2 separate regions of the Homo sapiens genome follow, and region 1 is linked to region 2. Evidence: chromatin contacts called from ENCODE Hi-C or POLR2A ChIA-PET data. All regions are on one chromosome and are shown on one strand. The core of a region is the stretch at or near the end of the contact, and the rest is flanking DNA. Distances in the headings are between cores, read along the strand shown. Region 1 holds the start of SLC12A7 (solute carrier family 12 member 7). Region 2 holds the start of PDCD6-DT (PDCD6 divergent transcript).

Region 1 (4,129 bases), core at 1,368-3,867, 840 kb before region 2:
ACCGAAAGATGCAGCTCCAACCCAGGCCTCGGGTACCTCCACGTGTCCGAGGGCCACTTCCTACAACAGGTGCCGGGTACAGAAAAGGACAGAGGGATGGAGGTGGGTAGGAAGAGAGCACTGAAAGTCACACAACGCACATTTAACCCCAGGCTGCCGTGTGGGAGGATATACGTGGACACGGAAACCCACAGAGCGAAGGGAGGGGCCACCAGACCCCTAGGGATGGGCTACTGATGGGATGGGAGGGGCCTGCAGCGGCTTCTGGGCTCCGGCAAGGGTCTCTGTCTTGACCCGCAGGTGCTTACAGGGTGCTGATCCCTGTCGTGACTCACCTGATTAGAATGCAAAAGGCAGCAGACCTCACCCCCCACCCGAGGTCTCCCACAAGTAAGATCTAAGATTTAAACAAGAGAAGCCACCTGCCTTCTGCCTGGCAGGGCTGGGCACCCACCCAGGTGCTTCAGCCATGGCCCCTGGTCCTAGTCAAGATTTTGTAATCACAGAGAAGACCACCCTCGGAGCTGCCACAGGACCCTAAACTCCTGGGCCTCAGTTTCCTCCTCTGTAAAATGAAGCTGATGAGTCCTGAGTCCGGGAGCTGGCCCTGGCCACAGACCCTCCAAACCAGCTCCTCTGAAGGTCCACAGCCAGCACATGGCGGGCAGCCGGCCCTGGGGTCCTGGGGTGTGAAGCAGAGCTTGGATGTGCGACGGGAGCCCTGCACATCTGTTGCTCCTGCTGGCATCACTTGGGAAGGCCTCGTGCCCACCCTGAGCTCTGTCCAACCCTCGGGAATAGCGCTGGGTGGCAACCAGGGTTGAATGTACAGAAGCCCCTGCTGGGGTGACTGAGGAGAGGGTTTACCCAGCACCCTAAGTGTGAACCCTATAATTGACCCCATTGGGCACTTCTGTTCCCACCCCCTGGATCTTTTTAGCAAAGCCAGCCCTCCTCATAAGGATGCCTGGGAACTATTTTATCTTCTGGGGAGGTGATGGTTTCCTACCTTCCAACCCACTGACCCAGGGAGGCAGCTGACCTAGCACCATCCACAGCCCTGAGCTCCCTTTGGTGGGAGGTGGGGTGAGAGTGTGGAGCAGGCACAGCTCCAGACACCCAGGCCAGAGGAACCCCCACCTCTGCAAGGGCTGGTGCTGGATGGGCGACGTTCCAGGAGGGTCCCAGGCCTACAGCTTCTGCCCAGAAGAGTCCATGGGGCAAAGGGGTAGAACCCTAGGCCACCCCAGGGCATGACTGGCTTTACTGGAAATGGCTGGAGAGGTTGGGCTTGCGTTCCTTGAACCCACAGAGCCCGGTGATCCCACAGCCCGGAGGCCATCACTCCCCTCCAGCTGCCTTTTAGGATTAGACAGGCAAGCGGCTAAAACATGGCCAGGCCATACCCATTTTCCACGTGACAAGAGGCTGTGGCCGTGTTTGCCCACACCACCTGTGTTTCTGCTTTGTTGTCGTACAGCAGTTGTGGGTGATTAGGAATAAAGGCTGACTCATTGCACCTGTGTGCCATAGCATTTTAGCCCAATTCCCCATTGACGGACATCTGATTGTTCCGTTTTTCATGAGTCATTTGTTGAGAAATGTGCCAGGTGCTGGCCGGTGGTATCCTGGTGTCTGCCTGGTGGGTTCTGGAACTCCACCTTCCCTGCATCACCCTGTGAGCTTCTGGAACATTTCCCAAGGAGGGAAGGGAGGGTTCTAGGGCAGGGGCCGCGGGGCACTCCTGGGGCAGGTGTGGAGGAGACTGGGGTCTTCGTGGGTGGTATTTGTCATGGGTGGGGGGGGGGACTCCCTCTACTGGGTTAGGTCCCTAAACTGGAGCTGGACCAAGCTCCGGAGTACCCCACCCCCAGGCTATCCAAGGCTCCTTCCACTGGAGTTGCCTTTGCAGCCAGGTTGGGCTAGCCAGGAGCCAGGCTAGGAGCCCAGGGTCTGAGCGGGTGTTGACAGCCTGGAGTGGGTGGGCGGACTGTGTGGGAGGTGGGTGCTGGAGGATGGCAGGGGGGAACAGGAGGGGGAAGAAGGAGGGGTAGGGGGCTGGAGCAGGAAATGGGGGGCAAACAGGAGGGGGTGCGGGAGGGGGCGCAGAAGGAGGAGGGGCCCAGCAGGAGGGGGTGCAGAAAGGGCAGGGGTTCCAGCAGGAGGGGGTTCATAGGGGCAGGGGGGCCCAGCAGGAGGGGGTGCAGGAAGGGTGGGGGGGTGCAGGAGGGGTGAGGGGTTCCAGCAGAAGGGCGTGCAGGAGGGGCAGGGGGCTGGAGCAGGAGTGGGGGGTCGGGGAAGGGGACAAGAGGGGAGGCGGGGAGGGGGCCGGGGAGGGCGGGGAGGGCGGGGAGTTCCAGCAGGAGGGGCAGGGGGCTGGAGCAGGAGGGGGTGCAGGAGACTGAGCGGGGATTCGCGGGCTCTGCGATGGTCGGGAGCGCAGGCAGCGAAAGCCCCGCGTCCCGGGTCGCGGCGGTCAGACAGACGCAGCCTGGGTTGGGGTCCCTGCAGGAAGTCGCCGCGGGCCAACTTTTCGTGGGGCCGCGGGGCAAGCAGGTGAAGTCACGTGGCCCGGGCGGGGCGGGGCGGCTCGGTCGGACCCCGCCCCTGCCTCCAAGTCCCGTGGCGTCGGCGGGAGCGGCGCAGCGCGGGCCGGGCCGGGACGGGGACTGTCGGCTGCAGGCGGCCATGCCCACCAACTTCACCGTGGTGCCCGTGGAGGCTCACGCCGACGGCGGCGGGGACGAGACTGCCGAGCGGACGGAGGCTCCGGGCACCCCCGAGGGCCCCGAGCCCGAGCGCCCCAGCCCGGGTGAGCGCGGCCGCACCTGGCCGGACAAAGGCCGAGCGCCCCGAGCGCGGGTCTGGGCCCGGCATCCGGGAGCGGAGGCGGGCGGCGGGGCCGGGGGTACAGGAGGCGCCCCTTCCCGCGCCCCCACCGCCTGTTCTCGGTCCCCCACGAGGGCCCCCACCCCACGTTAGTGGCAGCGCTAGGGGGCGAGGGGCCCTGCCAGGGCTCCCGGTACGGTCAGCTCGGGTGGGACCGGGGGCAGAGGTGTGGACGCCGCTGCTGGTAGCCATGGAAACGGGGAGGGGCTGGAGCGCGCCTCCGGAGGGAGCCCGGGCCCCTGGGTGGTCCCTAGTGGGACAGGGGTGGCGGTGGAGACCCGGGCGGTTCGGGAGCCGGGGCGTCCTGCGTCCCCCGCGCTCTCCCTTCCCCTGCGCCGCGGCCGTCCGGTAACACTAGCCCGGGCCGGCCCGTCCTGCCCCCGCCTGACCCTGGAGGAGCCGCCCACCCCCCAGAGGCGGAACAGGAAGGACTGCGCCCTGGCTGGGGAGGGGGCAGCCACCGGGGCCTTGCTCAGGCCGCGTCCTCCGTGTTCCCGTCCCCCGTTCCGGGAATCTGGAGGTTTCTAGCACTTTCACTTTCTCTAGGGGGTGGGGACGGGGCTGGGGAGAGAATCCCCCAGCCCTGTTCCCTCCATCCTGGCTCCAAATCCCAGTTACTCCCCGGATCTCAGCCCCCTCTAGAAACCGGAGGCTCTTAGGCCCTTCCATCCGGAGTCTCTGAGAAGGTGTCCGGACTCAGTCCAGCCCCCACCCCGCGTGCTGGCAGTGCCCGCATGTGCCCGGGTCTCATGCAGTGGGTGGCAGCCTCCCTGCTCCCTGGCAGTGGAAGGAAGGTGAGGTCTGTCCAGGGACAAGTCCGGTGCCAGACCCCAGATCCTTCCTAACCCACCATCCCGGGCAGGAAAGGCCAGACATCCCCTCCAGGCAGTTTAGGAACCCGGAGACACGGGTGGGGACCCACCGTGAAGGCAGTGGCCTGGTGGCCTGGGGTGCGTCATCAGGGTCCCCGTGGCGGGCGAAGAGTGGTCTCAGCTTCCTCTGCACAGAGGCCAGCCCAGATCTTGGAAGTGGTCAGGCGGGGCGCCAGGCTCAACACCAGGTGAAGTGCTAACTAAGCAGGGTCCGTGAGTCCAAGCCCCTTCTCTCCAGTCACCACCGTGGAGGCAGGAAGCACCAAGGAGTGTGGGCCCTGGCGTGGTCTTTCTGTGTGAGCTTTGTAGCAACGCCCCCGGAACGCACTCAGAAGGAGCCTCTTCTTGTCTGGCCGGCCCCTTCTCAA
Region 2 (3,835 bases), core at 1,336-3,835:
TGATGCACAGAGCCATTTGCATCCACTGTGGTCAACATTTAGGAAGTTTTAAGCTGAGATTTGCCAAATTGTAGCCTACTGGATTCCGGGTTCTCTTGACATCTCTTTCTAGTAGCCACGTCTTGCACTTCCCGAGTAAAAACGAACTGAGATGCAAATAAAAAAAAAAAAAACGAGGATTTAAGAATAATGAAAAGAGAAAAACCAAGAAAGCACAATCACTAGTGTAGAGATAACAGCATTTCTGAATTCCCTGAAAACAATCTATAGAAATGCATGTGAAATAATACACCAGCATCTGTGGCCCACACGCCACATATTAGGAACTGATGTCGTAATATAAGGTAAAAATGTTACTCTGAAAACACAAATCCTCACAAATCATTAGGCAGTAAGGCTGAATCCAGCACCCCCCCACCCACAGCGCAGTGAGGCAGTGTCTAGCAGCCGTAGTGCTCCCCGCGCCCCAGTTCAGTCTCTGGCAACTTCAGATACTTCCCACTAATAACAAGAAGCCTTTCAACATTTTCACAACATCTCAAAACTGACCCCTTTTCTAGCTTAAATGGCACGGATCTGGAAAAGCAAACTATACACAGAATCAGAAAAGATGACTGCCCCTGAGGGATTACAGAAAAAGTGGCAGTCAGGTTTCAATGAAGTAAAATGTGTCCAATGATAGCGGAGGGGAGGGGGATCAACTGAGCTGAAACTGGCAAGAACGTAATTCCAGGGAGCTCACAACACGCAAGGACCCGGATTTCCCGCTGCCTGAACGCCCAGTATTCGCACACTGATAAGAACACCTCCCCATAATCCCCTGGCCAGCGCCTCCAACACCCCCAATCCTTTCCCCAGGAACCCAGTCCCAGTTTCTGCAGTTCCTGTAACAGCCACATTCCCATACAAGGGCTGCCTGAGCTCCCCAAGCCCTCCAACAATCACCCCCCAGTGCCCTCGAAGGTCTATTCAGAGAAGTCACCAAGATGCAGTCACCCAGGAAATTCAAGGACCTCCAACTTACCAAAAGGCTTTCGGCTGTACAGAGCTAAGCTTCCTATTCCCCTCCTAAACCTACAATCTAGTTTTCATTTCTCAAGAAGCCTTTCCCTGTGCTCACGCACGCAGTTGTTAGCTGGCTCGGTGAGGCACTCCAAGCAGTAACAGCGGTAGCCACAAAATAAACCAGAAGCATCTCCACTACGAAGCAGTAATAACAATTTGTCCTAATGATTCCTTTGTCCTTGGAAAAACAACTTCAGAAAGTTATCCACTGTGAACAGGGCAGGCTCGCGGCTTCTTGGTCCGGAGACCCAGTTCCCACTGGCCCACTCACCGTTGGAGAGAGCTTGCTGAAGCTCGGTGTCTGATATCACTCCACTCCTGTCTTTATCGACCCTATAACATCAAGAAGACCAAATAAGCTGGCGATCGAAAGTTCAGGAAAAGCAAAACAAACGTCTTCTGTCAACCCTGCACCGACTCTGGAAGGCTCCCTCCTGGAACCTCCGCCTCTCCCGTCCCGCTGAGGAGTACAGCGGAATCAAGGAAGTGCCCCAGGAGCCGACGTCCAGTGTGGTCTTCCCCTAAGAGGACAATCATCTTCACCTCAATCCTTCCCTTCCTTCCTCTCCTGGCCTGTCTGAATTCCCATTTGCACCCGTTTCCCTTTTTCACAGACAAGACAAGATTCCCTCAGATAACTAAGCCATTCCCTGGCCATCAGTCACTACAGTTTCGGACATTCGGTGGAAAAGCGACCAGGGACAGAAGGCGCCGCCATAAAGGTCACCTGGCCCGAGCAGACGCCAGGTCGCTGCTTCTTCCTTGGCTGCTGACATTTTAACAGCGCCCAGGCAGTCTGTTTCCGCTTTCCCCAAACAAGCACCCTGGAGACCCTCCACCTGGCGGCTCTTGAGGCGAGAAAAAGGGCCTAGCCCAGGAGCCGGTGGCCGCGACCTCGGGTCTGCAGTGGCGCACTCTGCATCTTGGGAAGGGCCCGACGCACAGGACAGGGACCGGGCAGGAGGCAGGGGCGGCCCCAGGAGACCGGGCAGCGGACGGGGGAGACCGCGGGGGACCCGCCAGGGGACGGGGGCGGCCGCGTCGGCTGGGGCAGGGGTCGGGGGCGGCGGCAGGGGACGGGAGGGGGCCGCGGGGGACCCGACAGGGGACGGAGGAGGCCGCAGTAGAACCGGCAGGGAACGGGGTTGGTCGGGGGAGTCGGGACAGGGGTCGGGGCCGCCGCGGCGGAGGCGGGAGGTGCCCGGGCGGTGCCAGGCCGCACCTCTGGAAAACGTTCCACAGGAAGCTCTGGTCCGGCAGCGCCGCGCCTGCAGCAGGCCCAGGGCCGGCCCCAGGGCCGGGGCGGTAAGAGTAGGCGGCCATGGGCCAAGGCACGCGGCTGGGCTGAGGCGCCTGCAGCGACGAGAGACCTCTCAGGCCGACTCCGCTTCCGCCTCTGCCGGGGGCAGGGCCTGGCATTATCACCACTTCCGGGGGCGCAGGAAATGCGTGGTCTCCGGGATGGTCACGGGGTCCCGCGCAGCCAATCCCCTCGCAGCTAAGTTGCCAGGCAACGCCCTGGCGCCTGCGGGGAGGGCGGGGTCTGGGCGCCTGGAGGAAGCCAGAGCTTTGGCGCAGGCCGCCTGCGCGCTGTGCCAGGAAAGCGCTTGGAGAAAATGTCCGGCCCCGCGACCTGGGACAGGAAGTGATGGAGCACGGACTTAGTTTGCCTTTCAGTTCTTGTATAAATAGTTTTGAGGTGAATGTGATTTGCTAACAGTCGGAAACTCTGGGCGGGGCGCGGTAGCTCACACCTGTGATCCCTGCCCTTTGGGAGGCGGAGGCGGGCGGAGCTCTTGAGCCCAGCAGTTCGGACCAGCCTGGGCAGCATGGATAGACCCCATCCCTACAAAAATTACAAAAAGTAGTCGGGCGTGGTGGGCTCCTGTGGTCCCATCTACTCCGTGGGCTGAGGCGGGAGGATTGCCTGAGCCCGGGAGGTCAAGGCCGCAGGGAGCCGAGCTCACTGCACTACAGGGGTGGACAGCGAGACTCTGCCAAAAAAAAAAAAAAAAAAAAGAAAGCAAAAGCAGGCCGGGCGCGGTGGCTCACGCCTGTAATCCCAGCACTTTGGGAGGCCAAGGCCAGTGGATTACCTGAAGTCGGGAGTTCGAGACCAGCCTTGGCCAATTGGGAGACACCCCGTATCTACTAAAAATACAAAACTAACCGGGCGTGATGGTGCACACCTGTAATCCCAGCTACTCGGGAGGCTGAGGCAGGAGAATTGCTTGAAACCGGGAGGAGGAGGTTGCAGTGATCCGAGATCGGGCCATTGCACTCCAGGCCTGGGCAACAAGTGCAAAACTCTGTCTCAAAAAAAAAAAAAAAAAAAAGTCAAAACACAATTCGGGTGGGAAAGGCAGTGTGCAGCATTCTCGGTTGTCTGTTCCGCCCCCAAAAGCTTCCCTCCTTTAGGTTTAACCTGCGCCCCCGTGCTCTGCATCAGCGCGGCCCCTGACCCCGTGCAGCTGGAAACACTGCTGGGCCCCTTCACACCCCTGCCTGCTGGGCCCCTTCACACCCCGGTGGTGGTGCAGCCCTGCCTCCCGCAAGACAGCACTGCCTTCGTGCTGGACACAGTTCTAAGGTGGAGCCTGGAGTGCCTGTAGCACAAATCCCGGAATTGGGAAGTGCCCAGCTTTGGGCCACTGTGATCCCTGGGTCTTTCCCACGCGCGTAGTCTCGTGCCGCCTTCCACCCCGGTCCTGTGTCCTGTGCCCCGGTTCAGAATACTACAATTATTCTCATTATTTCATGGGGTTATTTC

The links. Hi-C counts contacts between places; a loop is a spot of excess contacts on that map. ChIA-PET counts read pairs that join two places held with the same protein, here RNA polymerase II (POLR2A). Pooled maps may share reads with other maps.
Region 1: a loop to region 2 is called in a pooled map, with 10 times the contacts of the local background. The contact joins the promoter of SLC12A7 here to the promoter of PDCD6-DT in region 2. A Hi-C loop is called at or near these places in 1 of 37 single-sample maps with no recorded cell type and 6 of 50 pooled maps. POLR2A ChIA-PET finds 5 or more read pairs at or near these places in 2 of 52 experiments (B cell and Caco-2).

What each region holds. Positions count from the first base shown.
Region 1 is chr5:1,110,551-1,114,679 of GRCh38, reverse strand. It overlaps SLC12A7 (solute carrier family 12 member 7), which reads left to right and starts at 2,617. Exons shown (of 24, transcript NM_006598.3): 1 at 2,617-2,812. The coding sequence starts at 2,689.
Region 2 is chr5:270,274-274,108 of GRCh38, reverse strand. It overlaps PDCD6-DT (PDCD6 divergent transcript), which reads left to right and starts at 2,585. Exons shown (of 2, transcript NR_104613.1): 1 at 2,585-2,764. It overlaps PDCD6 (programmed cell death 6), which reads right to left and starts at 2,463. Exons shown (of 6, transcript NM_013232.4): 1 at 2,288-2,463; 2 at 1,337-1,398. The coding sequence starts at 2,388. PDCD6-AHRR (PDCD6-AHRR readthrough (NMD candidate)) reads right to left here and starts at 2,463. Exons shown (of 13, transcript NR_165163.2): 1 at 2,288-2,463; 2 at 1,337-1,398. RefSeq lists a silencer at 2,171-2,380 and enhancers at 2,671-2,760, 3,422-3,835.